3 separate regions of the Homo sapiens genome follow, and regions 2 and 3 are each linked to region 1. A link is an interaction called in ENCODE POLR2A ChIA-PET data of the cell type or tissue named here. Cell type or tissue: HepG2. All regions are shown on one strand. Each heading gives the region's core, and the rest is flanking DNA. Links, peaks and the distances in the headings are about the cores only. Region 1 overlaps FOXP1 (forkhead box P1). Region 2 overlaps FOXP1 (forkhead box P1). Region 3 overlaps FOXP1 (forkhead box P1).

Region 1 (11,037 bases), core at 1,283-9,282:
GTTGCACCCTCTTTTCTTCGAGGAAGCTTGTCTCAGGCACCCGGTATGCATAACCTCTGCTTCTCTCTGGGGGAATAACTAACTCTATAACTAACTAACTGCCTTGCTCCATGACATACTGACAGCAGGAAACACTGTGTAATCATACAAAGTGCCTGAATACAAAGGTATGGCCACACCATACCCACAAACAAGTCCTTCTTCCAGAAACAAGACCAAATCTTCCTCTGCTTTCCTGTGTGGCATCTCCAGATGAACTGAGCCTGTTTAAATCACGTGATCCATTTAATATAACCCTACAAAGGTCAATGCTGCAATTGCATAGATGTCAAAAAGCCTAAAGAAGCCAAAATGATCTACTTCTCATCTTGCTTGGAAACATTACAGAGCTACTGACTTCAAAGGTTCGATTTTTGTGCTGGAGGGACTTGTAGAAAAGGACAAGGACTGAGTTTAGCATGCTTATTTATTGTTGTTGCCAACAGAGCTGCTCTCTGGAAGTATTCTGGAAAATTCATAATGTCCAGGCCAATGTATTTATAGTAAATTAAAGCTGTGCTTTATTATTATGATTATTTCCTTGGTTACAGTGTTGATGCTGAAAATTTAGGGAAAATAAAGCCCTTGTTATCATGCTTGTGAAAGATTTTAAGCTAACAAAAAGTTCAGTCTTGATTCCAGGGCAGTTAATTAAGGTTGACCAAGTCAGGCAGAAGTAAATTAACTTGGCTGATCAATTATTTATATGAAGCAGAATAAATGCCCTTAAAGAAGTTGGTCTCTTCATAAAAGGATGTGTAAATTAAACTAAACATAGTTTTGTAAAATATGTTTCTATTTCTATGGGGAGAAGAGAAGTTAATGGTGAAATCACTATTAGGAAAATTATTAGAGTAATTACACAGTCCACCCCCCATCCGAAAAGAAAAATTCTCTTTCTCATTGTTCATCCATGTGCAGAGAAAAAAGGAAGATGGCATGCAATTCTGAAGAGATAACAGAAGCTCATGGAAAAGGAAGGAGGAAGGAAGGAAGGAAGGAAGGAAGGAAGGAAGGAAGGAAGGAAGGAAGGAAAAGAATGTGAATTTCACTGTGTAGATTTCATTATTTTGGAAATATTGAACACATGCCTCTTACTTTATTGTCAGTTAACTCCATGCAGTTAGTAGACTGAGAAAGAATAAGGATGAGACTCAGACTAGCTTTAGCTCTAAGAGAGGTACTTTTAAAATTACTCATGTTGCATCATTAAGATTTAAAACCTTCAATAATCGTGTTCATGCCACTGAGGAAAAAAGAAGACCAACCTGTCTATATTATGATATAAAGCATACATTTAGTTCTGGTTCTCATCAAGCAAACGAACTGGTTCCCTTTTAATGTGCAAAGGGTTTACAAGGCAACATAAGACAAACAAAGGAGTTTTAAGCAGTGGGGTGCAGCTCCACAGACTTTTTTCCCCTAGTAGGCAAACGGTAGGGTGGCCTAGGATATTAAACCAGTTCTGTACTCTTTAATGCTCATGTGGGTGTTACTCTCTTCACAACAGAGAGGGAATCAAGCAATGGAAATCCCAGATGAAAGCCACAGACTCTCAGTAGAGGACTGCAACAATGGAGACATCACATTTGCTAGCATGAGGGCCATGCTTTTACACTGCTCACCCGTCACCTGGCGAGATGCTGCTGGAGCAGGTGGCAATGAGGAGATGAGGCACTGACTGGTGGAGGGGATGACAAATGAGACTTAGTGGTTAAGGAAGCAGACAGAAAGATGGCAGCCCCAAGATGTAGAGTTACTGTCTACAAATGGGCTTGGATGGGCTACTCTTAAGAAAAAAACAAAAAGGGTAGATGGGAGGAGAAAGAACAAAACAAGAGAAACAGAGTTAGATCAGACAATTGTTTTCTCACCTGAGATAACTTCTACAAATTATGAATGAACCCTACAGACACACCATTTGTCTATCCACTGTCCTCCTGACCCGGGTCCCATTTCATGGAAAGACTACCCAAGAGCCAAGTTTAGGAGGCAAAGTCAGTGTGCTGACTGTGTTATGAAGGCACCGTCTTCCAATACCACATTTTCATAATTATAACAGAAAGGCGTAAATTTTCTAAAGCATGGCAGTTCAAAAAGTAATCAAGGGAATGAGCCGGAGGGCTATTTTAATGTATGCAAAGCTAGTGACCCACAGTAAATGGGAGGTAAGCTACAATGAATGCAAAGTAATGCACACATACTACAGTCCTGGTCTGATAAGGGACGGCTAAAATTAACACCCAATTAATTTCCGAATTGACAAACAAATGAAACCCATAAATCTACTTTCTCATTAATTTTCTTGTGGTATAATTTAAAGCAGTAATATGAGGGCCAAAACTGAACATTATCCATCATAAATATCAGAAGGATAGCACTGTAACACCATAAATTATGCATATTACCTGTTGTTAAAAATGATTTATGTATTATCAACTTTATCATGCACCATAGATGTCTATCTACATGTATCTTTAAAAATCTGGAATTTCATTTAGCCCCTCTGGAAAAAAAGTTCAGGAGCAATGAAATTGTCAAAAGCATGTTTTAAAAAAAAACAAAACCAAAACAAATGTGGCCACTCATTTAGCCATACAGGAGGATCAGGTAAAACTGGAATCATTCCAGGTCTCAGGTGAGTAGAGGCTAAGAACCCATGGAAGTGAGGAGTCGGGCCTCCCCAGGGAGGAGAAACAAACCAGCTGTAGGGGCACCCCTCCTAGAGAACACAGCATCTGTGTCCAAACGGCGCCACTGACCTGTCCTGCCCTCTGGAACGCAGGAGGTGCAGGGCTTGGTACACGTAAGCAAAGGCAAGATGCATTTGAATGCATCTGACATGGCCAGTGGGGATCATCTATAGCTATGATGACCAACGCAAGCAAGGAACACTAAATTGGCAAAAACTTAGAAAACCCATGCTTATTTTCAATAATGTAATACGGCAGCTTTCTTGCCTTCAAAAGAGGAAGAAAAGAAATAGGAACTAACTTGTATTTATCAATTAAACCAGGAATAGTTTATATTTATCAATTAAATGGAAGAAGCATTCAGATTAAAATAGTTTGCTTGTCCACTTTCCCCAGCTCCATTTGTTTAATAAGAATAATAAATAAATACATCTTTTATCTCAAGTTTAACTTTCAGGTATGCCTTGCACATAACAAGAATTTAACACATAATTACTAAATGTTTGACTAAATGATTAAATGACACAAAATTCCAAGGCCAACCTCTTGATCAAATGAGATCAAGGGCTTGTGCTGGCCTCCAACTTTTATATTCCAACTTTAAAAATACTCTATTTCCTGTACACTTCTTTAACTGTTTTGGTGTTCTGAAACTCCAAAAGTAACAAGCCATTAATTAAATCTGTTAGGTCTTAAGAGAAGTAGGATGATCTCATTAAACATTGAAAGATAATCAACCAATGAAATTTCCTACAAAAACCCATTGGAAACACTGAATATATATATGGACAATTCAGATGGGCTGGAGAAGGTAGACAATGGGATGTTTAATTTTCCCTGTAATTCATGACTCAGAATAGAGTTGGCGGGATAGGGTGGTAATAAAATAATGTTCCTAACAAAAGCACAGGCTTCCCCCTTCTTCACCAGGCTTTCAATGTGAAGACAGGAGACTTCATATTTCCAAGGAAAAAAAGGATTTCTGCATTCCAATGCCAAGGCAGTAAAGTTGTTCAGAGCAACTGTAAATGTCTTATTCTTCAGAACTGTCTTCATCAAACTTTCTTGGATAACGTAATCTTTATAAGACACCAATGAGCACAGATAACAAGTTGACCCCGCTCCAAAAATTACAGATGTCTCAATTTATATTTTTTAGCTTTTCAGCTCTGGTGGGTCTTGGTTCGCTTCTTTCCTAATAGACAAGAGTTTAAGTGCCGTAATCATAGCAACTGTGGGCAAACGAGGGAAGTTAGAAAGAAGCCGCTCTAGGAAACAAGTACAAAGCAGAATGCATACCCACTCCCTCGCATATTAATCCTGAGGAGCTCAAATAATTAAATAGAGACTGAAAAGGAGCTTTGCCAATCCAGTGCTAGGCTGTTTGCTTTGCCACAAGGAAGCCTCTGAAGGTCAGGCATGATGGGGCCAGGTGTTCTGGGGAGCGTAATTAAAATGCATTTTTACAGAACAAAATAGATTTTAAGTTTGAGAACTAACAAAGCCCACGGAACTTTAATCATTTGAACATTCAAACAGCTGAATTCTCACAAATAGCCCAGTGGAATAAAGTGACCAACAACCAGTTCAGAAAAGTCTTTTTTTTTTTTCATTTCTATATTTTCTATCATTTAATGTACACGAGGCCAGGTTCATAACATAGATTAATGACTGGCGTGATCTATGACACACTTCACGTATCTCCCGCTTTGGCTCAAGCCCCTCACCGCTCTAGTGGCCAAAGTGAACAATATGTTCACAGCATCATGGTAATGTAGTGAATGTGGGCCATCAGAATTCTGTTGCTTGCATTTCTCCGTTGTGCAAAAGGAACAATTATTTAATTTTATCCTTCAAAAACTCCAATATACATATATGTATTTTCCCCCCTGAAACTTGCTCTCACAGACAGATGAGCAAGGCTTCTCTGACATAAAAGACCACCATTTGCCTCTGCAGGTCATGACCCTCCAGCCTCCACCCTCACCCTGGTCGGTGTTGTATCTTTGTAATTTACAGCAAATGCTAGGAGAGCATACCTCATATTGAAACACAAGGCAAATTCAGAAACAGCAACAAACAATAACTTAAAAAAAAAATGATGATATGATGCGAGCTGAGAGTTTTCTCTACTGTTTGCAAAACATGACAAAGGCCAGGCTAATGTTCAGGTCTTATCTAAGGTGGCTCCCAGTGTCCAAGGGACAAGCGTCATGTGCACACACCAAACTAGATAAAGAGCCACATGCTTGCTTTACTTAACTAGAAATGATACAAAGCATAAACTCACTTTAAAATGGACAGGTAAGAACCACAGGTAAGAGTAAAAACACTGGCTTTTAAAAATACATTATGCATATTAACTGTGTAGTTTCTTCCCAGTTAAAATATCTTCATTTATGGCAGGGGGGATTTATTCAGAACACATCAAAGTAAAAGTTAATCCTCCCTTCTCAAACTTGACAAAGAGTACATGCATCCAACAGGATCATATCAAGCCTACAGGACAACACGCAAGATAGACACAGTAACACAAAATCCAAGGATTGTACCTTTCAATGGTGACTGCCTTGTTCATAGTACTAGACTTTTTCTCCTACACCTTCTAAGTCCTTGTTTGTTCCACAAAGAAATTTCTAGCCATCTGATGCTCTATTACTGAGCTAGTGGCCTTTCAGGAGAGCTCTCTCCCTTCAGAAAAAAGCAAACAACTGCATAGATATCATTACACTAAGGAAATCTCTTAGAAAAACCAAACAACTTGCTAATCTCACCAGCCCCTTCATCCAAGCAAAAGATAAGAAAAGCAAACCTAAGTCTGTTTCAACCACATTCCAGGGACAAGTTCCCCTTTTTCTTTCTTTATCAAAATTCTAGCATTTAAGTTTGTGTGTGTGTGTGTGTGTGTGTGTGTCTGTTAAACAGACCTTGCAGGATAAACTGCTGCTCACACCCGCAAACAAAGCAATATCTGTTTAATAACGATTGCTGCCATGGGTACAGTAAACAAGGGGCCCAGCATTTGTGTTTATGAACAAACACATCATCTTACAAGAGCAATTTAACATTAACCAGGTGGAATAATCAACAGATTTCATAGGTGACAGCAGGGGCAGGGCTAACGTAAACAGAACTGGGGAGGAGAAAGAGGCCACTCTTTGAGAATCAAGGTCGAGGTAAATGCATTACAGAGTAAACAGCTGGGAAGAAGGCAAGATAAACAAACAGTCATTCTGACATTTAGAGAGGCAGAAAGGTTGTATGTTACATAGATCAGCTGCTGACCACCATGAAATCAAACCGGTTGGAGACCAAGCCTGCTTGTTTGCACAATGCCATGTTTGCTTATAAACAACAATTTGCTGTTACCAACATCACATTACTCACCATCATATAAGCCAGAGTGAAGCCAGTCAGATCCGCTTAACTCTTTACTGGTGACATTACTTAGAAATTAAAAAACAAAAAACAGGCCCCTTTAAGAAAAAGAGGTCAGTCACCCCAAAATAAGACCAAGAGACCTCAGTCAATACCCTTTTATTTCCTGGCTTGCAGATAAAAATAAAGCATCCACATGGTTTAAACTACTAAAGGTTGGATTTGAAAACAGCTTTAAAACACTATAATGTTTTCATGCTTCAGTAACTCTGCATTCATTTCTTGGGCTCATCTTCTTTTATCAATGAAATATATGGGTCAAACACAGATTCGAATCTTTAATGTTTCATCCAGAAGGAAAACCTTAATGCTCCAGTCTCCTCATATCAAGCTTCTATTCTAAGATACCTTTAAGCCCAGTGGGCCCACAAACAGATGCAGAGCATTCTCAACTACTCTGCAAAAATCCAACTATATCAGTTTATGATGTTTTCCTTACAAAATATCAAAAAATAAAATAATCAGTTGATGTCCCATGTAACCACTCAGGGGTTCATTCTGTCAGCTTATCAATAAAATCTTAGCTCTTCAAAGCCCAGAATGAACAATAAGTTCGGTGTGTCCCTAACAAAAGTGTTAAGAAGAAACGTTTAATCTCTAAAAATTTCCCTGATGTGCACTACCACATAAAGCAGCTTACTGTGTGTTACAAGAAAGTTATCATGCCTTATCAGAGATACTATATTTAGAAACACAATCGGCAATTAAAACATTAGTTTCAATCTATTTTACAGATACTTTAACACCATTAATTTAATTTTGATACATGTGAAAAACCTCCTTCCATTACTTAAAATTTAATAAGCAAAACATACTGAAAAACAGTTTGGTAATTTATCTATATCTTACACTTATAATCAGTTAGCTAATTTTTTTAAATTCTGCGTGATGTCAGTGCAAAGTGCAGCAAAACACTGTCTGCTGGATATCCAAAGCAAAATATGGAAATGAGAAAAGGATATTAAAAAAATAAAGATACACCTAAGTGGATTCTGGCAATTACATGATTAACAATCAGGTTATTGGAATTTTCCACTCTGTCTAAAAAGAAAGTAACAAAAATTGTGTTGGTCTGCCCCAACCCCCACAACAGATATCCCCCTCCGGAGTTCCACTGTGAATAAACTCCTCAACCTTCTCTAGCTGCTCTTGTTTCCAGGCCTTGCTTGAATTATCTAATCTTTGTTCTGCAAACCTAAAGTCACAAAGTAACTAGTGTGTTGTCTTTCATGTTTTTGTTTTGTTGCTCTGTGGTTTGTTCCCTAAGTCCCTCTCTGCCAACCATCATCTTTCCCCAAATCAACATAGTCCCTGAGGCCTCGACAATGTCAGGGGAAGAAAATTTCCACTGAGCATTCAGTGCCCTGGTAGGAGGCCATTTTTCAGGCTCAAGGACCTGTTAACACCTGATGGACATGCAGGGAAGAGACATCAAGAACTTCCCTTAAAAGCCCTCTAGGGCTGGAGCTGTTCTACTGCCCTTGAGAAAGAAAATCAGACTTGCTCAACTGATTGATGATGCAAGTCCGGCTGCTGGAACAACTAACAGAGAGAATCTTCCCTCTAATGTTTTGAGAACAGAACGTTCTCAGATTCCGTGCTCACTACCCTATGGATGACTAGGAGGTAGAGAAAAGTGAAGGGGCTTCTATAACCAACACCCCAGTGAAAACCTAAGAGAAAAACAAAATGAAAAAGTCAAAGTGGAGGGCTGTGTCCTGGTATCCTCACTGTCCTGTCTTCAGGAGAAAATGCTGATGATTCACTCTCTGCACTTCAGCTCTTGTCCAGTTCTCCTGAGCTTCAGTTTTTATTTTCTTTTCCTGAACCCTGGATGAACCAGAATATTAGTAAAGGATTATAAACATAGTTGACAATTCTAAATGGTAATCCAAAGAGTTGTAACAATTTCCCTTCATAAAGGGAAATCATAATTGAGTCCTGGAGTTTTGAAAACTAGGCTAAACCTGGGCATATAATCATTGCTTGAATGGGGTACTCTTTTCTGTTTGAAGATGGTTTCACCTATTCCTTATCACGAGCAGGATAAATAATGTGTCTTCTTTCCTCTTCCCCAGCAGTGGTGTTACACTTGCCCTAACCCACATTTAGTTCTATTTTTCCATTTTTATTTTTGAGATGGGAGTCTTGCTCTTTTGCCCTGGCCAGAGTGCAGTGGCGCAATCTTGGCTCACTGCAACCTCTTCCTCTTGGTTCCAGTGATTCTCCTGTCTCAGCTTCCCGAGTAGCTGGGATTACAGGGGTGTACCACCAAAACCGGCTAATTTTTGTATTTTTAGTACAGACAGGGTTTCATCATGTTGGCCAAGCTGGTCTCCAACTCCTGACCTCAAGTGATCTTCCCCCCTTGGCCTCCTAAAGTGCTGGAATTACAGGTATAAGCCACCATGCCGGGCCCACATTTAGTTTTACTTCTATGTACCCAGTTTACTTATTTTATTCCCCATGAATCCCAAATTGTAAAAGTTTTATTTTTAAAAAAGTACATTAAGAAGGCTTTTATATAAGCTGTTCAACAAATTATTTTTAAAATAGAAAATAGTTCTAAAGAGGCCTTGGGCTAACTCAAGATTGGGAAGGACTGATTTTTCTTTTCACAACTCCTCCCCAGAATGAAAATCTTACAAATTCTGAGAATCTCAGAAAGGTTGTGGCATCTTAGTGGACACCGGAGCTAGTTTCCCAAGCCCCATGCATTCACTTTTACTTCTGTCTTCATTATTTTCACCATCTCCATCCACATCTACCATATTGTTATTTTAAAAAATGATTCACTTTTGATAAATAAATCTACCTTCAGAGGAAACTTTGTATCACTTCTTCAAATGGAAAACCAGTATGTAACCCTTTGTAGGTGAGAAAGACTTTTATAATGCATGTTATAAAACCTAACCAATGATATTAAATTCTGCTAGAACCTGCTGTTTCTCAGAGGCTCTGAGTGGAACCATGTTCTTTCTTTGTTAAATAATGAGCTTACAACTGGGAGAGACAGATTAAAGATACTAGTACCAAATTGAGACTTTCTCCTTGGCTTTATCAGAAGGATTAAAAAAGAATTGAAAATGGAATTGCTTCAACATTGAACCACAGTAATGCGAATTGGTGAATGATTTACGAGCCACCAAAAAATCCTCTCCCAACCTATCCGTGAGTGGTACAAGGCTCATATATTGGGCAACTGAGCTACAGGAGACTTAAGAGACCCTCATGAACCTCCACGCTATAATCTTGACCCTTAAGCACTGGATTCCTAACAGTGCAATTCACAAAGCACGTACTGAGGGGCTACATGGACACTTACACTGCTAAAGACATAATCAACCAAGAAGCCAGATTCTTTACACTTGCCCCCAAACCAAATGAGGCTCCTAGTTCATGGGTATTACGCTTGTAGAAGACACCCTAAAAACCAGTAGCTCCAACAATGAGCCTCCCATCCAGGCCTGCCTTTTCTCACACCATCAAAAAACTTGTGCATCAGCCACTTAAGTCATGCCGCCTTTCCACAATACAAGTTCAGAGTTTATTTAGTAGCAAGTAACTACTATAAGAACTATAAGCATATCATTCAAATGCTTTATTGGTCAAAAAGATGAATGCTTTTATTAATCCAACCTTTTTGTAATGGAGTGCCACTGATGACCCAGCATTAGCCTCATTCCCTGCTATTAATCACACTTCTAAGAGCTCATTTTGCCTTAAAATCTTAAGAAATTGCTATAATTTAAAGACATGGTGTCTACGTAATGGGAAATGCTTCATAGATTGTATCATTTCAGAAAATACAGTATATTTTTATGGGAACAATGACATGATGCTAAGGAATTACAAAATGGGAATATATATATATATATATATATATGAATGAATAAAAAGAGAAAAATGTAAGCCTCCTTTCGTATTTGTAGCTTCCCACATCTGTAAACTTTAATCACTACCTTTGTGAAGTCCATTAATCCAAAGGCATGGGCATATAGTTTACATAGATTAAATCCAAAATAACACTCCCAAACAAATGAAAATTAAATGAAGGGAGAAACTCTAATGTAAAAAGAAAGATGTGGAAACACACGGTGTGTTTTAAGAAAATTCCATCAGTGGTATATTCCTCATTCATCATCTGTAATTCCTGTGCCTTGTTTGTCCATGTGAAGACAACTAAGGCAAGCCCTTCAGTAAAGGATTCAGGACAAACTACAGGCATCTGCCTATTTACATTCAGCAGAATTTTAACAATATAATGATGTCCTTAACACATAAGACCTTTTCTCATTAAGCTACCCTTCAAGACCATTTAACACAGCTGAACACTATAAAGAACTGTATCTGAAAGAGTTTTTTCAAAATACAGAGCTAAAGTAAATCTTTTTTAAGGCACCCCTTCAATTTTTACCACCACACAATTCAAATGCAGCATACACATGGCCGGGCATGGTGGCTCACGCCTGTAATCCCAGCACTTTTGAGAGGCCGAGGCAGGCGGATCACAAGGTCAGAAGTTCGAGACCAGCCTGGCCAATATGGTGAAATCCTGTCTTTACTAAAAATACAAAAATTAGCCGGGTGTGCTGGTGGGTGCCTGTAGTCCCAGCTACTCGGGAGGCGGAGGCAGGTGAATCGCTTGAACCCGGGAAGTGGAGGTTGCAGTCAGCCAAGATCGTGCCACTGCACTCCAGCCTGGGCGACAGAGCAAGACTCCATTTCAAAAAAAATAAAATAAAAATAAAATGCAACATACATATGTATATATTCAAATCTTACAAACACATAAAAATGGTAACATTGTGTTACATGATGAATGAAGGGTGCAGTGGGTTCCAATCAGGTACTACGATGATGAATG
Region 2 (11,037 bases), core at 2,180-10,179, 56 kb before region 1:
ATGTCTTCCCGTCCTCTGTTTTTAGTGCTGCTGAACCATCCCAGGTAATAAATCAAAGAAGCCAGGGTGGCTATTTGTATGGCAAGATAAGGAAAATTAATTTCAATGCCCAAACATGGACCTCCTTATATTAAAAAATGACTTAGCAATACCAGTCCTTTTCATGAGAATGTCTTGGAAAGCCAGCACTTGGAAAACACACACACAGGGCCAATCCACCCTCTGTATTTTCAAGGGAAATACTGTTGTCTCCTGAGATTGGGGGAAGTTAAGGGGGAAGAATACATTATACAATGAAGAGCAAAAAAATAAAAAATAAAAAATAAAAATCTGATTGAACAAAAAATGTTTGTGGACCTTCACAAAAGAGAGGATTATAATAATAAATTGCATGTAGCAGTCACACACTCACTTCTTTTAAAAACCTTCACTATACTTTACAAACTACTCTAATTGTCTCATTGTCTCCGAAATTCAGATACTTTTGAGTTTAAAACGTGTAAAAATATCAACACTAGGACTGTGAACGAGAGCATAACTAACAATAGTGAGACTCTGAGGCAGCAACATGGCTAGAACATAGAATTAATATCTTGGCTGAAACACTAAGCGGAAGACAAAGTGCAAGGAAAGCCTGGAGACTCCTCCTAGTCCCCAGGGGCTGTGCCCTCCTCCCGGCTCTGAGCACAGCGCGGGGAACAATGTTAAGCCATCCATCACCAGCGAGCGCTGCTCTACTTGCTGGCGCCCAGTGAGCAAGGTTACCACCTGTCCAGCTTGCCTTTGAATGGTCCCCCACACAAAGCCCCTCGTGCTCCAAGTTCAAACTAGCATTTACTCTGGATGCCTAAATTACCTGGCGTTTCAGCCAGCATCTGTGCCCTACCTCTAACTTGGAGAAGTCTTAGTTTAACCTTGGATCTACTGACTATATTCTGGGTCTGCACCAAGTAGGCACAATTTTCCTACACAACCCTCTCTTTGCTTCCCTTCTTGCCCCCTATAATCTCTTCCCTGCATAGCAGCCAGAGGAATCTTTTGAAAATGCACATCAGGTCATTTTGTTGCAAAAGATTTTGTGCTCAGGATCAAAGCCACATTCCAAAGCCTGCCTTTCAAAGATGGGGTCTTGTCCACACCTTCCTGTCTACCTTCATCTCATATCACCTTTACAACTGCCATGGTCTTGCTGCTCCAGCCATCTTCATGATCCCCTTCCCTCTCAGGGCTGTTCTTCCGCCATACACACTATTACTTATATCTCAACACAGCTGGAACCCGAAGATGTTAGCTGATCTTATCACCTCAGAGGTAACATCCTCTCCACCATTAATGCCCCCCATCATTCTGTTCCACTGTCCTCTCAGCAATTCCACCATCTAAAAATATTATGCTTATTGATTTACAAATAAGTGTGAAATTTATCTCTCTCTACTGGATTGAAAACTGCCCTGAAAATTTTCTAGTCAGGTTCATCTCTGTCTACAACAATGGCTAAATCAATGTCTTGGTTATATCAACAACCAAATGAATAAATGATCATACCAAGGTAGGGAGGTGCTTCCAAGATCCTAGCCTTATCGGCATTTATTTTTAAAATAGTAAAAAAAAAATTCTCGTCATCTCAGAAGTGGGAATGCATTTTCAAATGTAATTACGAAAAATTTAGGAACCATAAAGAAAACACTTGATAAATAGAATTATGTTAAAACTGAATATGTCTAAAACAGCATAGCAAAGACAAAAGATCGCCAAAACACTAGAGAAATATTTGCGTGTCAGAACCTAGAAAGAAATTATAATTTTTATGGTTCATAAAAATCGCATAAATCAATATGGAAATAAATAAAATCCAATAGAAAATTAGCCAGATAATATGAAAATACAAATGTCGGCCAGGCACGGTGGCTCACGCCTGTAATCCCAGCACTTTGGGAGGCCGAGGCAGGCAGATCACCTGAGGTCAGGAGTTCGAGACCAGCCTGGCCAACATGGCGAAACCTTGTCTCTATTAAAAGTACAAAAATTAGCCGGGCATGGTGACAGGCACCTGTAATCCCAGATACTCAGGAGGCTGAGGCAAGAGAATCACTTGAACCCGGGAGGCGGAGGTTGCAGTGAGCAGAGATCATGCCATTCATTGCACTCCAGCCTGGGCAACAGAACGAGACTCGGTCTCAAAAATAAAAAAAAAACTAATAATAACAACAACAAAAAGTCTCAAACATTTTTAAAAGGTTATTCAATCTCACTCTTAAAGAAAACTTGCATTTGTTTTACTGATTTGTTTTTATTACATTTTTTCTCATTTATTTTTGAGTCTCATACCCAAGAATAAGCATAGGCCCCTGAATGACAGGCAAAAACTGAAGCATACTAAGGCAAAGTAATTTAAATGCATTACTGTCTTCTTCCTTTGACATATACTTATTGCTTAAGTGATTATGAGCACTAGCCTCAGTTTATTTATCTGTTAAATGGGAATATAGAACTGTCCTTAATTTATGACAATTTGGTGAGAATACATATAAAGCACCATTGAATCTATGGTTATCTTTTATTATTATGCCAGGTAATGGGAGGGTCACCAAACTAGAGCAAATGGAAATCCTGCTTTTCCAGTCCAGCAGGAAGGCAGACATGGGTGAAGCACTCTACTCAAAAGAGAAGGTGGTATATCTATAGTACTAGGAGTAAAGATAAATTGCTACATGAGTTCAAAAAGGAGGCAAGGGCACTTCCAGTTCAGGATGTCAAAGATTTCCTAGAGGAACTGGTGTTTAAACCAGAGCTTGAAGGGTAAAGACAATTTGGATAGGCCTCAGACAACGTGCTTGTACAGTTAGTCAATAATAGTTCTTCTGCAATTATTAGGCCAGGTTCTGTGTCAGGCGCTGAAGACAAAGTAGAAGAGAACACAGACAGCCTCTACTCTTGGGGCATTCTGAGTGTAGTGGGAAAGAGAGTTTAAGTACGTTTAAGAAGTAAAGCAATAACAGGCAGAAGGGTTGCCTGTCTGCGTGGGCTATGGGAGGAAAGGCAAGTTATAAGTAATGAACAGTTCTTGGATTGAGAGGCAGGGTATTCATAAATGTTTCTTACATTATGCTTTATAATTCACCAGCACATTGTATATTGTATTTAATAGAGTCTAAAGTACATTGTTTTTTTCTTTCCATTTTAACATCTCTAAAATTGGGATGCCTCTTAAAAGACATGGGATAAGAAAGCATTATGTGCTAACTAGCTTGGCTGCATTTTTACTTTATTACTGGTTTATAAGATAAAGGGCCTACAGAAGGCCCAATGAAATACGGCATATTCTTTTTTATGTATCAAGTATTTTTTAGAAAGATATAAAAATATTTTTTAAAACTACATTTATGCCTTTTATCAGTCAAATAAGCTCAGTATTATTTTGTTTGCTATTAAAAAAAGACAGATATGGAAGGTATAGCCGATAAATACATAGATGAATTATGCCTCCATCTAATTCAGCTCGTGATGTAAAATCAGATTCTGTTAAAACTAAATGCATGACTTCAACTCTGTTTTCATCCATATATGCAATCAATGCATGTTTTCATTCTTCTCTTTCATTCTCTCCTCTCCCTTTTCTTATTCTTGGTGGGAAGGAGAGAAGGGAATGCGACAGGATTGGAAATCATTTAGCAATAAAAGCAGCCATGAGAATTTACTAAAATAATTATCAACATCCATAACAATGCAAATATTTTAGTCCCTGACTAATCCAGGTATCTGGATCATCTTGATACACAGTCTAATTTTGAAAAATAATTTGGTTCCACAAAAATCAGAGCTGCAATCCATTTGGAAGTGTTTGGTTGGCAGTCTAATAGCAGGAAATGATTTTGCTAAAGCCATGGCAATTGCTTGACGCAGATTCTGATGCTCAGACTATTCTTCCTTCTTTTCCTCTCTCCCCACCCAATTTCCAAAGGAAAGCCACAAATCGGCTCTGCTGTGAGATAAGGGCGAAATCAACGAGTACTAGGGAGGATGCTATTTGGATGGAGTGGGATGCCCTGGCAGTGGCAATGCATGCATCTCTATTTTCCTTTAAAGAGCAATTATGGTTTAATATGGTAAAATTATATCATTAAACCTACTCAACTGGAATAAATTCTCCTTCTGATATGCATTTAGAAAGGCAGTTCATATTCTACCCCTAGAATATATCTATTACATTTTTGTGTCTATCCGCCACTTCTCTTTTTACCATGATACTTGAGATAAGTTTCAGACAGTCTGGCAGGAGGTGAAAAAAACACAACAACCCTGAAACTCGATACTTATCTTACTCATCGAGACCTTTTTGATCTCTGTGAGTGAAAATTAATCCTTAACACCCTCCAACTTCCCAAAGCACAAATTTCTAACATCTTTTTACATTCTCTACAACAGCCATTACTTATTATTATTACTAGAATTTCCCCTTTGTTAAAAAAAAGCACTCTAATTTAAATTAATGAGTTAAGTTTACACTCAAATGCAGAACTGTCACATGCTTATTTTCCAGTTATGAATCTTTACCGCAAGCAGATTAGAAGTATCGCTTGTAATAGAGTTTTCCTCTAGTTCAACGTTAAGTATGTGGCATGGCGGTGTTTTGTTGTCTACCCCGTTACGGTCTCTTTTTTCCTCTTTTCGTATTCCCCAGGATACTGGCCCTGTGAAGCCAGTTGCCATGTCCCCATCTTTCAACTTCCTAGATTGTAAGATATTTGGAATACTGGAAAGACAAAGGGAAGGCATATGGGGGTCAAGAGTAGGCTCCAAGTCTGAAAATTATCGCCAATATTCCAGCTGCTTACCTTACTGGTTTAAGAGCACTGGCTTTAGCACCTACCACACCTGTGCAAATTCCTTCTTAGCCCCTTGTTACCATGTAACAAAGAGCCAGTTATTTAACTCATCTGAGTCTCAGCCTTCTCAACTGTGAAATGGGAATACTGCTACCTGGGAGCACAGACTTATTTGAGAGATTAATATAGCCAAGTTCTTGCAAGGTACACGTCATGAGTGGACATTCATGCTGTATTTTATTGATCTTCTTTTGCGAAGACCCGGACTCTCACCCATATAAGTTAAATTGGCAGCTTTCACTACGCGCGTCAGGATTTATATAATAGGAACACTGCCTAGTTCAATGTGGGAACAAAGTTGTATTGGGGGAGCACTTATGATTGTGGGGAAACAGGACAAAGAGATTCTGAATGCTGCTCATCTGCCTGCCTGCCCAAAGACCACTAAATGTGTCCCTTCCTTCTTTTTTATTAAGGAGTTTGTAAAAGTAACCACTTGGGAAGAAACACGAAGGAACATTTCAAGGGCAAGGGATATAGCCACCTCTGCACTAGATAGAAAGACACAGGTGTGAAGTCCAGTAGTTTGGCAAAATGAACTCCCTTTAGTCGAGAGGATGCATGTCTAAAACATTTTTTTTTTTTTTTTTGCACAAAGTTAATGAAATAATTATTTTTTGGTCATACCTTGCACGGAAAATCTGCCAATAGCATTTGACATTTAGACCCACTAGGCATCTTAAGTAGCCTGCTACTCACAAGACCTACCTTTTCCCACTGCCCTATTTTACAAACACTCTTAGCTCTGTCTCCTGCTCTCCTCTCCTCCAGGAAGCTGGAGAACAATCCACGAACAGTAGTGACTAAGATGGCCCCTAATGACCATATGCTTGTATTATGGCCTTCCCTTGAGTATGGGCAGGATCCATGAATGGGATGGAATACATTCCTTTGATTAAGTTATGCTGTGTGGCAAAAGAGATTTTGCAGGTATAAAGTCCCTAATCAGTTGACTCTGAGTTAATCAAAAGAGAGCTTTTCCTCTGTGGGCCTGGCCTAATTAGGTGAGCCCCTTCAAAGAGGGTCGGAGGCTGTTCCTGAAGACAGAGATTCTTTGGTTGGGTTTTGAAGAAGCAAAGGGCTGTGTTGTGGAGAGGGCCACACATAGGAAACAGTGGGTGGTCTCCATGAGCTTGCAGCCTCAGTGCTCTCCCTGCATGAATTGAATTCCACCAACAGTTAGTGAGTTTGGAAGGGGATCCCAAGCCTCAGGTGGGACCATAATCAGGCTGACCCCCTGAGTACAGATTTGTGAGACTCTGAGCAGAGAACTCAGGAAAACCAGGCCTGGCCTCCACAGAAACTGTGGAATGACAGATATGTGTTGTTTGAAGCTATTAAGTTTGTGGTAATTTATTACGCAGCAATGGAAAATGAATTCACACACCTGTGAAACCTTGCATAGTATATGAATGGGTTCCCCCAGAGGTGGGCTGAGCCCCACCTGAAACCGCTTTGTGGAGGAGGCCCCCAGCGTGTGGGGGACAGCTGTGGCTCTGACCCCCACACAGACCTGCTCCTGTGCCCTAGGTCTGTGACTTACTAGTTCTATGACCTTGAGGAAGTAACCTGACTCTCTGAGGCTCTGTTTCCTTATCTGAAAAATGGGTATAACACCAGTGCTTACCCCACAGAGCTGTGGCAGAGATTAAAAGAGACAACACTCAGAAGGCAGTGAACCCAGGGCCTGGCACACAACTCACAGTGATAGAAGTTAGCTTTGGTATTATTGAAATACACATTCCTGTTCACTGGCCTCAGTTTACCTATTTCCAACAACAAAAAGGGTGGAGTGGAAAGGTTCTGAGCTGCCTTCCCATTCTGACGCACTTACAGAGTCTTTGCTTAATAACTCGGCAAGTCCTTGACAAACTTTCCATCCCTTCCCCACCCATGTGTACGGCAGGCACTCCCAAGTCACCAGCTTCCAGAGCCCCACGCTGGTCCATCTAAAGCCAGAATGCTGAACTTTGTGACTGAGTGCTTGCAACTGTTGTCACTATTCAGATAAGCACATCCTGCTTTCTGTTTACCGACCAGTTAAAGGCACAGAGGGGTACCCGGCAATTGTGCGGCACTTGGTGAAGGCGCCTCCCACACACCTGTGTCTCCCAACCCACCCAGCTCCTGCAGCCCTCTCAGGAGCAGAGCTCAGGCTAGTGAATATACCAGCAGGAATACCCCAGTGAGATGGGGAGAAGTGGCTAAAAGTTACTAGAATGCTGTCGCTGCCAAGTTTTATTTTAGCCCTCATCAATCCAAACCTTTATTCCTGAATTAAGTATTCTCCAGGGACGTTTCCAGGTTTGCAGCTATTTCCTCCTAATGATTCTAGCCCAGCACCAAGCACATTTCAACTTTCTAAATGACTGGAAGGCTTTGAACGTTGACCACAGGCTGCCCCCACTGCCCCCCGCAATCATCTTGACCCCACCTAAGAATTAGTACCATGCTTGAGAAAAAAAAAAAAAAAAGCTATTAATACATCAATGCCTTCTAATCCTCTTGGTTAAACATGAAATGACAACTGAAGATACACATCATGGAATGGCCCTGTTGTATCTGCTGGGGTGTATGTAGGTGTGTCACATTAACCTAAAGAGGTGGATTCCAGCTTAACAAAATAAATCCACTCAAAGCTCCACTCTGATCAAAGGGAATTATTCTAAGAGACAATCATACCTGATGAGATAGCACCTCCACATCACAAGTCAGACAACCTAATGGAATAAATGACAGTAAATTGTAAATACTGTATACTTTCCTTTCTAAAGGTGTGTTTTCAGAGGTACGGCAATAAACATTAATGAATAACATTTATTGGGCCCCTACTATACACATATGACACGTAGCATACTAGGTCCATAGTGATTATGTACAATTGACACAAGGCCCTCAAACACAAAGCAAACATTTATTGTGGTCTAGATATTGTGTAATCTATTTGTTCTCATATAACTCTATGGAATTTTGTTTTTCCCCTTTGCATTCTTCTTCTTCTTCTTCTTCTTTTTTTTTGCAATTGACTAATAATAATTGAATGTATTTATGAAATATAATGTGATATTTTGAGAAAAATTAAATTAAGCTAGTTAATATATCCATCACCTCACCTACTTATCATTTTTTTGTGTGTGTGGGTGTGGTGAGAACATTTGAAATCTCCTCTTTCAGCAATTTTGAAATATATAATACATTATTATTAACTGCGGTCACCATGCTGCACAACAATTTACTAAAACTTCTTCCACCTCTATCCTGGAATTTCTTAAGACTGATTCAGACTGTAATGTGCCTGGGAATCAACGTATTCCTTAAGGAAAACTCTAAAACCATGACATATTTAAGCCTACTGTATGAATTAGAAAAAGCATTCTAAGAGGAAGTATCTCACATATACACTGTCAAATCACAAGAATAGATGTCCATGAAAGCCAGGATTCCTGTTAGTATTCATTCACTGTTGGTTCTTTGGTTCCGTCTTCTCCTCACTGGTGGACAATATTGGGCGGAGGCAAAGAACACGGCTCTAGAGCTGGACTGCCCGGGCTCAATGCTTCGCTGTGTGACCTTGGGCAAGTCACCTAACCTTGCGGTGCCTCAGTCACTGCAGCTATTAAATAGAGATAAAACTAGGTTTTTCCTTTTGGGATTGTTGTGAGGATAAAGTAAGACAGTTCCTGAAAAGCACACTGCCTGGTTCCCCATGGCTCTCAGGGAACATTAGCTGTCCCAATTCCATTACTAGCAGCTGGAAGACAACATAACAGGAGCCAAAGGGTGGGTTGTTTGTTTTTTTAACATTTGCAATAAGATTTCAAAATAGAAAATTTGAATTTGTCAATCTGGGGAAAATACAATCATTTAATTATAGTAATAAAATGTCTCATAATATTACTGAAAAAATCACTGCATTGTCTCTTGCCTAACCACAGTGAGGTCAGAGGGATATTATTTCTTTTACACAGTGGAGGAACTTAAGATTCAGAGAATTTAAGATGCTGAGAGGCAAGCCACAAACAAACAATTGAGATTGAAACTCAGGTTTGTCTCAGTCCAAGGTTTGTCTCAGATATGCCATGTCTATATCATGACATGTATTTTTAAAGGTAACCAGGGAACCAAAGGGAAGGCCTAGAAAATACATATAAACCAAGCAGTGCTCGGGTGCCCTCTGAAACACAATCTTACATTTATGCCTTTAGTATAGTGCTGTCCAAGAGCAATATAATGTAAGCAACATACAGAATTTTAAATTTTTAGTAGCTGCACTTAAAAATGGTAAAAGATAACAAGTAAAATTAATGTATGTATAATCAACATAAAATTGTCAATGGGCTATTTTGCTCTTTCAAAATACTAAGTTTACTAAGTCTTTAAAATCCAGTTTGTATTTTCCACATCTCCATTTAGATTACCCATATTTCAAGTGCTCAAGAGCCCCATGGGACCAGTAGCCACCATACTGGGTAGTACAGTGGTCACAGCTCTTTGCAATGACCACTCATGCTAAACAGCACTGAAAGAAATCATTAGTGTCATTTGAAAGCAACATCTAAGTTTTCACCTGGCAGACCCAGGATTTAGATACAACCCAAGCCATTTGTGTTTCTTCCCCTCAGCTACAATCTAACATCACATTCTTAGTTACAAAGACTTGATACGCTCACTTCTAGTGCAGAACATTCAGCCCTCATTCAGGATACTGTATCCTGCTCAACTCCATGCATACATTCCTTCTTGAAATCAGTGAAAACTCCACATGTGAAACAGAACTGAAACAGACAAGACAGCCCCGCAGTGCAGGTAAACATGAAGCCAATGGGTGGTTTTTCTCCCCTTGTGCTTTGGACAATCAAGGAAAACAAGCCCTTATTTGCTAAATAAAAATGGCTTGGCCATGAACTTCTTTGGTAAGGGAGGTAGGGCTCAGTTGGGGTTCTCACTGATTGCCTGTCTGACAGCAATCTCTCCTGCAGGGAGGACACAGCCCAGAGATGAACACTTAATTGAGAGAGAAATCAGGAGGACTGCTGAACGACTGAGTGATCTTTCAGAGCAAAGCATCACAAGGAAAAGGGAACCAGCTCCAGGGGGAGGGGGGGTGAAAGTTTTCAAGAGAAGGTGAGTAACCTGGGGATCCCATGATGCATGGCTCTGGGAATGAAGGATGGGTCCTCTTCCTCATTCCTGCTCTCTTACCTTCTTCCCTGTATCACTTTCTTTCATCATGCACTCAGCACCTACTCAGCATCTAGCACTGAACACAGAGAGGTAAATACAACATTGCCAGCCTCAAAGGCCTTAATTCAGCCATTAACTACAACCCAGCAGCATTTGTGCTTCAATGGAGGGGTGCACCAAACAGGAGGAGAGGGGAAAGCCTTTCCAAAAATGAAAGAATTTAAATGAGCCTGGGAGGGGGGGAAAAGAGTGAGCAAAGAGAAAGGTATTTTGCAGAATGAGGCTAGCATTTGCAAAGGCACAGAGGTGTCAGAAGCCTGGAGAGTTCAGGGTCCTGCCAGAATTTGGGCTTGGAATGGTGCAGGGGAAAACAGAGGATAAGCTCTTTTCTAATGGGCAGAGGCCATAGCATGAGTGGTAATTCAACATCATCCAAAGGAACTTGATTTTAGTGCCCAAAGGCTAGTTGGACATCTAGAATTTTTGAAATGGGCAAAAAAGAAGACAAAATCTCTATGATTCTGACATGCTTCCATACACAGCAAGGAGTCCAGGAGATAAAAGGAAGGAAGGTGGGCCTCCTAGGCTGCTCAGGTCCAGCACACCTGGGCAACCATTGGTCCTGCCTGCCACACTGGGCCAGGCTGGCTAATCAGGACTGAAAAGCTGGTGAACAGTGCATGTCCTGACCACGAGGTGACTAAAGAAAAGCCAGTTTCAAGGCCTAGTAAAAAGAAAGACTGCCTGGTTCAGAGGGTACAGGAAAAGCACAAGAGAGTGGAGGAGCATACACTTCCAATGCAGAGAAGCAAAGCAGATGATGCCACCTCAGGTTAATTAAATCAAGTGGCTTCAGGTCTGGATCTAACCTTGGCGGCAAACCACCAGGAGAATGTTGATAGGACAACCAAACAGGTATAGATTTTCAAACATGTTTTTGGAGTGTTGGAACACAGAACGAAAAGAG
Region 3 (11,037 bases), core at 2,125-10,124, 150 kb before region 1:
CTTCCTATTCCAGTGGCCTTTTAAGTGTAGATGTAGATACACTGTAATTTAAAACAGATGGGCATGTCTGAATATTTTCATATGCAAAATGGGACAGATGTATATGAATGGATAAATTACCCTTTTAAAAAGATAATTTGTAGCACGAAATATCACCAACGATTGGAACAGTGAACTCGCATTCAGTTTAGGGCAAACACCAGGAAGACATTATCAAAACATCTAACCATCTACAAATTAATTCCAGTTAGTCTACTTTGTCTTCATACAGAAGAAACTTTTCGGATTTTTAAGTATCTTTTGGGTGCCAATCGGTATCCTTTGAGCTGCTAAAGCCAGCGTATCACAATAGAAGTTTACTTTTCCTTGAGAGTTGCATCATCATACGGGGAGGTTTGATTAAGCAAACAAAAGAACCATGTTTAAGGTTTCTTTTTTCCTCTGCGTTTCTTGGATGATGTACAATATAAATATTCTTGAGCCAAATTCTGATGGTGATGAACAGGAAAACAGACAGGAATAGGGTGGTGTAAAATCTAAACTGGTGATGAACATGAACTTAACAGAGTTAGAGCAGAAATCATGATAGAAATAACCTCCTGGTCATCGTTTTTAAAAGAGCTATAGAAACCTTATACTAGAAAGGGGCACAGGTGAACTTTTGGGGGCGATGGAAATGTCCATATCTCGAGTGAGGTGGTGCTCACACACGTGTATACAATCGTCAAAACTCTTCCAACTAGACACTGAAAATCAGTATATTTGAGCGCACGTAAATCATCCCTCAATAAAACTGATTTTAAAAGTTACATATGTCTCCTAAAATACTTTTTCCCCTTAACTCAGGTAAAACTAGAAGCATCTTCTTAAAGGAGAAACAACATTGTCCCTTAACTGTCAATAATAAAAGGGGGAATCATGGAAAGGACTGACATATACCTGTACAGACAATTTTTAAAGGCTGACATCAAACCAGTGGCTTAAATCTCCTTTTCCCATAATCATTTATTCATTTTTTTGCAGTTACGGAACAGGATAATGAACTTGAGTCTCCCCTTCTTTTTCCTTTTGGACATTTTGATGGAGGTGCTGATGAGTAATAATATGCTTTACAGCAGCAGGCACTGCCAAAGGAGGGAAGGAAGCAAGAGGCCTGAGTAATCCTCCAAACGGGCTGATCACTTCTGAATAATCAGAAGTGGGCTATTATATCCTGATGGCCTTAACTTCGCTTTTACTATCTGAAACCACGTTTTCATGCCAGTTAGCTCTGGGCCTCCAAAGTGGGCTCCAGCTTCATTTACAAATGTTATAAAACCAAGATTTCCCCAACGTTTCTGTTCTAACATATCATGAAAAGAGGTTATGGAAAAGCTTTAACAAACATATTCAAATAGACCAGAAACTATGGTGGGGTAGAAAAGAAATTAAAAAAAAAAAATCTGAGCAGTTTTTAAGGCTTTAAATAGTTAAGAATTATAGCCTATATATCCACTCCCTTAATTCCCAACGTCCAACTTTTTCATGTAGCTAGTCCCTACTAACACTAGGAATCAAAGGGCATGCAGTACCAGCGAGAGGCTATTACAGCCCACACTTTATTGCCCATTACTACTGAGGTCATTAGCGGCAAGAGTGATTGTAGCAGTCTTAACCTATTGATCACTGTAACTACTATCATTTAATCCTGTGTTGAATGTCTGGAAAGCGGCTAAAGGCACACAAGAGAGAGTGCTTTAGCACTGAGAAATATGGCCAAAGCTTCAAAATTACACTTTGATTCATAAAATCTAGCCAGTGGTTTAAATCAATAGTATTTAAAACAGTCATGTGAGTTTTTAACTACAGCTCTCTAATATTTATGGGCCCCTCTTTAAAAGTATTCAGTAAAAACGAAACTTTTTTTTTTTTTTTTTTTTTTTTTTTTTTTTTTTTCAGATTTCATGCCTTCTACCTTAACCTCCTTGAGATAACAACATTCATTTCTGATGTTTTCTGTGCTACAGGGTTCATGCCTTAACTGGGAGTTCAAGCTAATTCTTGATTTCTTTCTCAAAAGACGATTTAAATATAAGGCAAAAAAAAAAAAAAAATTTCCGATACTGTAACTACCTTAACTGTTTGAGTATATAGAAATGAGTATGTTTTATGAGTTAACAATGAATCATAGAAGGCAATTTATGAAGAACTAGAATGATTCTGTCTAGCTGCCTTCAGGGATCAGAAATTCAAATTAAACTTCTGGCAGACATTTAAAGAATGCTAGCATACAAAACTGAATTTAAAAAAACGCACACAGTTAACACTCCTCAGTGGAGTTTCAAGAGGAAATCATGAATTAAAAAAACACACGGCATGATACACTGTTGACTGATACCAACTGGGTGTGGTCGATCCCAGGTGCACCCAAACCTGCGGGAATGGCAGAAATACAGCTGTGCTTGGGCCATCACAGCTCTGCTAGTATGGGCCTGCTGCTACCTTAATACCAGCAACTGGGAAAACGGTGTTAGCACTAACAACTGCTGCTAAAAGCCCATACACACTGCTGTGTAAATTCTGCCTGATACGGTTTTTTCTTCAAAATGACTCTCTATCATCTGAATGCTGAAAGACTATTAAAATAATATGCCATATTATTTCCTTTAACGCCCAATGGGGAAACGTAGATGATGGGAAGGGAAAAATCTAAAAAGCAAACAAACAAATAAAAACACTCAGAGAAACAATACTTATTTCTAATCTAGGAGACAATTGAAGGAATTGGGTGGGAGGGGAGAAGACACAATATAAATACTGAAAATAACATGTTATCATTTTCTTCTCTCTTCAGTTTACACTCCAGTCAACTACAAGTAAATACTACCTAGTACACATACACATAAATTTTGCACGTTGGGTATCATCTCATAATTACTGTGTATACAAATAATAAAAAGAGAAGATAAAAAATGCTAAACACTGTTTCATTTTTATTAATTTGGTTAATAATTTAGAAACTCTTTTTACCCTCTGATCATTCACCACATGTATGTCCCAGGAAATTCACTTCCGTTCTAGCCTTCAGGCTGTATTTGGGTGATAACTGACCAGGTTTGGCAGTGTCACCTGGTTAATCAAATAGCAGGAGCAAAACAAATTAAATTAGAAGGCTCCAGAATGTCACAACAAAACCAAACAGAGAAAATAGCTCCATTAAAAGAGAGAGAGGAGAAAAAAAAAAAAAAACTATGCCAAGTTTTTTATGACCATATACAAGCTAGCCTGTATAGAAGAAAATTAAACATCATCACCTCTGGCCCCCTGTGGAAAACAAGTTTTCATAATTAACAAGTCAATGGATACAACAGATGTATTGGCAAACAGAAAAGTTAGAAAGCTTCTATTTCTCCATGGTATTAAAAAAACAAAACAAAATGAACCAACCAGGTACCATGCAAGTAACTATCATACAGGAAAGAAAACACACTTCTGATATAATATTTCGGTCTTAAAAAAATAAAAAAAAAAAAGCATGCTATTTATGTGGAAAGTAAAATTCTGTTTCATTATGGAATTCTGCTTTTTGTATAACTCCTTTAGGCTTAGCTATTTTGCCACAATACTGTACAAAGCACTAAGGCAGGTAATGGTTATTATATTAATGCAAAATCATCTAGGTAGTCAGTCATTAGCATAACAGTTCTCTCAGTAACAATACAACCAACTATTAAAAATTTTTTTTCAAAAGACCTCTTTAAAATGCAATTAGCATTTCATTTTTTATCATTTTGTTTATTACATTCTATCAAGAAAGGCTATCTTTCTTTCACAAAAAAATTGTAAGGCCAAGGCTCGCCTGCCAATCAGGAGTTATTTCAGGTTATCAACCCTAATAAGCAATCTCCAGCAATGCTCTCCGAGCTCTTCTTTTTGTCTTTAAATTCTAAAAAGTGGCATAAATGCATATTTGTTTACAGCAGAGGTATTAGTGGAACATCAACTGCTCTCCTCTAACATTTCCCAGGCACACAAGGTTACTCCACTAAGTGCCAGTATAATTGTTTTAGCTCTAATAAATATCAGCTTCATTTGCATAAAAATGTAAAGTTTACATAAATTAAATCGCTTCTCCCATTAGCAATTGTTAAATACAGGAAACAATGGAAGCTACACATGAAAATAATCACTCAATAAGCACTGATTCTTTCAACCTAGCAACTATTATTATTATTTAAATCAAGAAAATGCCTTCTCTTTCCTACTTCAACCACTTTCTCCTGTAGCTGGGATGGAAAACAATTTAGGGCATGTGAATTAAACATGCTAATGGCATTTTATATTAACAACAACAACAAAAATCATGTTTAAGTGCTGCAAATGGGAGGAGGGGAGGACTATTCCAAGAAGGTACCCCAGAAAAGATTCTATCCACAGATCTTTAGTTCTTAAAGGGAAAAGGAAGAGGCCTTGGCTAAATAAGTTCTCTTAAATTGAAGTATTACTCAAAAATAATGAAAGAGACAGCAACTGTTTCCATCCTACCTGAGACACATACATGATTAAAATAAATAAAAGATAACTTGTGGATACAGTTTTAGATCAACAGTTACTGTTAAATGAAGAAAAACATAATGTCTATCTTCTGTCTAAAGAAGATTTTTCTAACACTAAGAATTAAATTTGTAGCTCTGCTTTCTCATGATTTAATCAGCATAGAAAATTTCATAGGGAGCTTAACTGCAAATATGTATTTTTTTTCCCATATTACTGAAAGGGAGAAGGGACTATAATTGAATTTCAACACATAGGTAGGCCAAAATTAGACCATTTCCGAAGTTTTATAAGGCCTTACTTAGGGTGCAATCACTCTTTAGAAAGAATTACAACTCAACTTTCTCAAATTGTAGTTTCTCATGCCTATTTCCAACACCTTCACCTTATACATCACAGTTAAGCTAAAGGGTGCAAATGAGATTCTAATGAGAAAACATCACTTGCTTCTTTGACAATCTCACCATTCACTGATTTATTTATAATGAAGACAAAGCCCAACCAAAAGCTTCCCATAAGTTAAAGGTCAAAATATGTTCAAAAATGCCTAGTAAAATCAAGGCAAATGGGAAACCCGTGCAGACCCGCCTCATGAAGTGGTGTGACAATTAGAGTAATTGTACAAAAAGCCATCTTCAGGAAAAAGTAAAAGAAATTAAGCTGCCACAACTGTAACAGGTTAGATGAAAAAAATCAAAATTTAATGTATTCTCCCCTGTGTCATCTTGTTTTGTCAAGACATCAAATAGAATTGGGAAGTACAAAATAACAAGCCCTTGAGAAATCACAGAAGCCGACCTTTTTGATGTTGTTGATTTACCTTGTTCTCAGTTATTTGAACAATGATGTTTCAGATTTAAGGGCAAGATAAAGCTTAGAAATTAAAACATGATACCAAGGTATTCTAAAAAGCTCACCATAACATTTAGCCTGCATCTTCATTGATTAGTTGCTTTTAACCGGATTTGAAAATGAGGCACAATGTATGTGTTCAGTATTCATTTTTCTCATTCGAAATTAATTTCTCCTCAAACAACTCACAGGTTGGAAGAGGGACTCAATGAAGAGCATTCCTACAATCCAAAAGTAGAGGCCCAGATTAGCTCTTCTCAGATAATTCAAGTCTCCACAATCTGCAAAGGCTTGTTTAGCTAAGAGATACCTGAGTTTTCTTTTTTAAACGAAAGAAAATAAGGCTGAATGCAAAATGTCACTTGGTGGGGGTGGGAGGGAAGTATTGCACGCTCTGAAAGGACTAAAACAAGAGTCCAGAAATACGCTGCTTCCAAGAAAACAAACCTTTTATCAAACAACAAATTTAGCTTACAGTGTTAAGACTATCCCCAAATCTAGCCATACAGATACACATAAAGCTACCCTTTTGCCCCAAGAGAGCTACAGCTCATCACCAATGTAACTTGCAGTCTTACATGAAATGTTACGTGCAAAGATACATGAAATCAAGCTATCACAAGACAGCATTCTCAACTTTTTTATGTAGGCAGTTCCTTCTACTCAAGCATATATATAAATCAAAAACTGCAGCAGTTAAAACTATCTATTTGAGGCACTAAAAGTAACCTAATATTTGCAAGCGTTATAATTTATTATACCTTGACAGTTAATAAAGCTGTTTAATAATTCCTTGTCACTGAATGCATATTTTAAAATGTAACACACATATAGACACAATTTATGTATTTATTTACTCTAACCTTCTCGATCAACTGTTGCTACATTATCCCTTGTTTGCAAATCAAGGAATGATGAACTACCTGAAGTGGAATCTAACTGACCACTACATTTGCCTAGTTACCAAGAACATGGTTTTCAGGTTCTCTTTAGTGATGTTCATCTACAACTAAACCACATAATAAAATAAATTCCTCCAACCTTCGTTTTTGCCAATTCAAATTTTACTCAAATGTTAGTACAGACTGAGAAGCTAGTCACAACATTCTCTCCTGATTGTCTCAGAAACATAGTAACTCAAACAACGTTTCTGCCACATTAACCAAGACAAACCTGAACTTTCATTGTTTTTAATTAATCTAGATTTTAATTTCACCGTATCTTCCAATTGTGTGGAGGTTGGCTGAAAAGTTGTAGAACTGGTCAGTGTCATAAAAGAGTTTATCTTTCAAGTGACAGGTCCTGACAACGTGTAAATGCAAGGCAGTGACGGTGAGGGTTTTGTTTTTTAAGGTACATTAAACTACAAACAACAAAAAAAAATTCAACCATTCCTATCATAAGCTTTCTGATGATTTATGGTTTACCAACTGAGCAGGGTTACGCAACACTGCATGCCTTTAGATGCATTATTTCAGCTAGTTGAGATTTAATTAAGATCACAGCCTCTAAAATCCCTGTCAAATGAAAATTCAGAGAAGACAATACACTATATATCCTCGTGCAGAATGTTTCCATTCCATCCCTGGAAAAATATGAGTTAATCCGCGTTTCTATGGCTGCAGACAAAAGTTCGCTAATTTTGTTTTCTTTTGACACTTAGGTTGTTTTCTATTACATGTCATGAGATCATTCCCTTCCAGAGAAAGAAGAAAAAAATCGAGAGTGATACATGTTGCAGAAAATGCACTTGACATTATTAGCCGACATTATCATAGCTTAGCCATGATGCCATCACATTTTCATGTAATCAACCCATGCTTACAAGTTTCCTTTAATAAAATGTTTAATAACACAACACAAACAGAAAGCCTACCTTACCTAAATTACTCGGATTAGATAATTGACATGTTATACCTCTCATTTCCTTAACTAACCAACTTTTCGTCAGACAAGCTGCACATTTGGGCAGGAAACAAAGTTCTTAAGGCAAACGGGTGAATATAAAGCCCATTACTTTCCTTCTATAAGTCGTTCTTAGGGTTAAAAAATAATCCTCAATAGATTTCTTTCTTAGACGCTGGTATTGACCCATACTATTTTTTTAAAGAAAAAAATGTATTACTATGTGCCCCTTTACCTAGTCAAATGTATTTTTATTTGCATCTTCTTAATATTTGGTTGCTTATCTCATGCCTTAGAAATGACAGGTGCTTGCAGTCTCACTCTTGACAGGCAACTACACAAATAACTGTCTTGCCTGAAAGGGCTAATGCAGTACTAATGAACAATAAATCAACTTTGATTATCAAGTGTCAGCCGAATGCGTTCTCAGTTCAGCTCTATCACATCCTACAGTAAGTCAGCCAGTGTCTCTGGGTAGGCAGTCTGTATTTTGGTTTCATTTTTACACACTTTTCACTGAAATGTGTCAGGCAGCTACAAAGAATCACATAAAACAGATATAGACCTTTTCTCAATTTATGCAAAGGGCATCAATTAGGACAACGTGCTTCTGTCTTCAATTGATTTACTTAGTGGTCAATCTTAATAACCAAGGAAGCTTTGTATTCTTTTAAACAACAGTAACAGCAACACACACACATCAAACCCTAAACTAGAATCTTAATGTGATCATGTTCCAGCTCTTTGGCAGTGACATGCTAGCTTGCGCTCTTTACCACATAAACCACCTCTGATTGCATCTATACATTCCTCTTGGAAAACTCGTTATATAAAAACAAAAACAGCAAAACAGGGCCGCTTTTAAAATAAAAATGCCACTTGCTTTAAACTTTAAAAAATCTGGCTTAACACTGACTTCCTAATGATAAAATAAATGTAACTTATTTTTTTTCTTAAGCAGATTAGTCATTGATAGTATGATTCACATTTCCTGTTATCAGGCTTAATTTTTCCCCCACATGTGTCACTTTTAGAATGCTGGAATCTATGGAAATGAGGTGATTTGCATTTTAAAATTGGTTTGATTAGAACATTTGGTTTGTTTGGACAAAAATATAAAATTACTAGATATTTTACTTGTAACTGCCAGGACTTGAAGGAGTTAATCCCAAAGAGGAAGAGTCTATATGTACTTTGCTCTAAAACTTTACCACCCACTTCCTAAAGGTCCTCTCCTTCCCAACACCGTACTTGGGGAGGAGAGGGGTAAAAAGTCCCGTTTCCACTGACCGTCCTTCATGCAGTTCTGACAGTTGAGTTAGCTACATTCAGAGCCGGTTCAGCTGGGAGTACCCCGTGGCAATTCCTCAGTCTGCTGCACGTCCAAACCCAAACCCCGCTCACTACTTAATTAACCAGCCAAGTAATGCAACAGAGGCTTAGAATCCCCAACCTGCCAGAGTGTTCCATTCGCTCGCTCGCCTGCTCCGGTGTGGGGCTCTGTGCCTCTCCCTCCCCCTTTACTGTGTGTGAACTCGTCGAATTTGAACAGCTAAGCTGAAAATAGCCTAGACAGATATAGAAACAAACTATCAGAAGCAAAGAAACATCCACATGGGTTACACTGAGATGGAAGGCTCCTTGTATATTTCACACGCTCTGAAAGTGACAGAAATCACACCCCAGATACGTCCCCCGAACGGAGTGATGGCGAGGGCTTCACCAAAGTGGCTGCGTGAAGGCCAGACCGGCAGAAAATGAATCGCAAACGAAAAAGAGAGAGAGAGAAACACACAAGCAGGACTTCCTCCAACTCTCAACTACACCCCACCCATGAACATTTAAAAAAAGAGAGCGAGAGTGTGAGCCAAAGAGCAAGGGGGGTGGGGGGGTATCTCTCTCCAGGACCCACAGGCCTGCAGCTCCTTTTTCTTGCCCCTCCACTCCCTCCCCGCCTCCACTTCCAGAGCGCAACTCCTACCCAACTTGGTAAACAGCGAGGATGAGGATGATTTTTTAAAAGACTCAACTTCAGAACCCTCGGGCTCTCCTGCCTTCCCCAGCGAGGCCCCCAGGAAGCGGGCGCCGCGGAGCCGGGGGAAGGAGAGCGAAACCGGCAAAGATCAATCAGAAGGACCAACCTGACACTCTCCATGTAGCCGCCAGGCGCGCGGAGCCGGGCTCGGGGCGCCCGCGCGGGCCGGGCGTGGGGTCCGGCGGCCTCGGCGTGCAGGCGGACTGCACGCGCGCAGGGGCGCTCCGGCTCGCGGGCTGACAAGACGCGCCGCGCCGCGCCCACCCGCCCCGCCCTGCTCCACCAATCACAACCCGCCTCTAAACACCCCGCGCCGCGCCGCGCCGCGCCGCGCCCCACACAATGGGCTCCGCGGCCCGCGCCCCGCGCCCGCGCGCCCCGGCCCCCTCCGCGCGGCAGGTGAAATCACGCTCGGGTGCCACCCTGCTTTTGTCTGGAGAGCAACTCCACTTAATAGCTGTTAACCCGGTGACCCGCCTCCGGCTGACGTCTGGGTCGGCCGGGCTCGGCGCGCACCGCTCCCTCTGGCCGGGGCTCTGCGGGGCCGGGGCTGCCGGCGGGGCGGCGTGTTTGTTTCGTCTTTGAGACTGACAAAGAGTTGTCCTAACCTTTCCGAGAAACCCGGGAGGCCGAAGAGGGGCACCCGGCGCTCGCGGCGCCAAGCCGACTGCTCCGAGCAACTGTTCGGCTTCGGGAGGGTACGCAGGTCTCCTAGGCAGCGCAGAAAAGCGCTTTTCCTCGAAAACCTCCCTGGGAGGAGAACTTTCGCTTCACGTCGGGGGTTTCACAGAGCCTTGGCCTCCCCACACCCCTTTCTTTCCCAGAGTCGGTCTCGCCAAAGTGTGCCAGTGCGCACCGAGGAAAACTAAGCCGACGCGGGGTGGAAATAAATAACAACCAAACGTGCCTCGTCGCTGAACCAGGCGACTTCCCCTCTAGAACGACAGCTGCCGAAGAAAGCATCTGCCACACGTTTGCTAAGAAATAATTCTTTAAATTCCTTTCTTATTTATACAACAATAGCAACAACAAAAGCTACTCTCAATAAGCACTTTAGGATGACCTTCTCTATTAGAAATAGTCACTGCTCTTTCAGGCTATTGAAAGCTGAGTATAGTGTTTTTTTAAAAAGTCAACAATGTGCTAAACTTTGTTGGCTCAACTGACACGACTTAAGCGTCAGGTTAATCTAGTCCATTTCGGCGACTCTAAAAAAATCACCTATTTACCACCTTCAAACTTGGAGAAAAACTTCCTGGCCTGTATATTTTTTAAAGACACACACACAAAATCCCCACACACATTTTTATTCTTTTTCTCAAAATATTAGAGGAAAAGGAGTAGTGTGACATCAATGAATGCCTATTTGCCTTCAAAAAAAAAAAAAAAAAAAAGGCAACAAAATCTGACCCAGTAATCCCAGGAATTTTACTTGAAAGTACATTTTGATGTGAAGTGTATTAAATGCAGGTTACTACAGACCAGAAAGAATATTGGTAATATTTCCAATCAAGCAAATGCCTGAATTTCAACAGGGTCAGCGGGGAGCAGACAATTCCCTCTTTACTCTGGCTGTAAAAGAGACAAGCGCGAAGTGACCATCAAAGTATGATCAGATGTTAAATGGGCACAGCGCAGATCGCTCTTCACCCTAAAGTGTTTTTGTGTCAGATACCAAATTTATTAATGGGATTTTTTCAGGTCACAAAATG

The links. Peaks named below come from ENCODE experiments on the same cell type or tissue, not always from the same donor. Only the 100,000 strongest peaks of a DNase experiment are listed, where the experiment ranks them.
Region 2: POLR2A ChIA-PET joins it to region 1 with 21 read pairs; 7 of 35 experiments call an interaction of 5 or more read pairs at or near these places.
Region 3: POLR2A ChIA-PET joins it to region 1 with 15 read pairs; 5 of 35 experiments call an interaction of 5 or more read pairs at or near these places.

The regions. Positions count from the first base shown.
Region 1 is chr3:71,202,918-71,213,954 of GRCh38, forward strand. All of the region lies in intron 5 of FOXP1 (forkhead box P1), which reads right to left. Among named protein-coding and RNA genes, the nearest start is that of FOXP1-AS1, 81 kb to the right of the region's middle. RefSeq lists an enhancer at 7,254-7,799. In HepG2, for the core only: no CTCF peak of the experiment used is centred there; DNase peaks (open chromatin) are centred at 4,934, 5,824 and 7,634; H3K4me3 peaks cover 754 bases.
Region 2 is chr3:71,146,202-71,157,238 of GRCh38, forward strand. The region is part of intron 6 of FOXP1 (forkhead box P1); the gene reads right to left. Among named protein-coding and RNA genes, the nearest start is that of FOXP1-AS1, 140 kb to the right of the region's middle. RefSeq lists an enhancer at 10,479-11,037. In HepG2, for the core only: no CTCF peak of the experiment used is centred there; DNase peaks (open chromatin) are centred at 6,880 and 7,770.
Region 3 is chr3:71,055,393-71,066,429 of GRCh38, forward strand. All of the region lies in intron 7 of FOXP1 (forkhead box P1), which reads right to left. Among named protein-coding and RNA genes, the nearest start is that of FOXP1-AS1, 230 kb to the right of the region's middle. RefSeq lists an enhancer at 9,708-10,208. In HepG2, for the core only: no CTCF peak of the experiment used is centred there; DNase peaks (open chromatin) are centred at 5,329, 8,669, 9,389 and 9,859; H3K4me3 peaks cover 3,983 bases.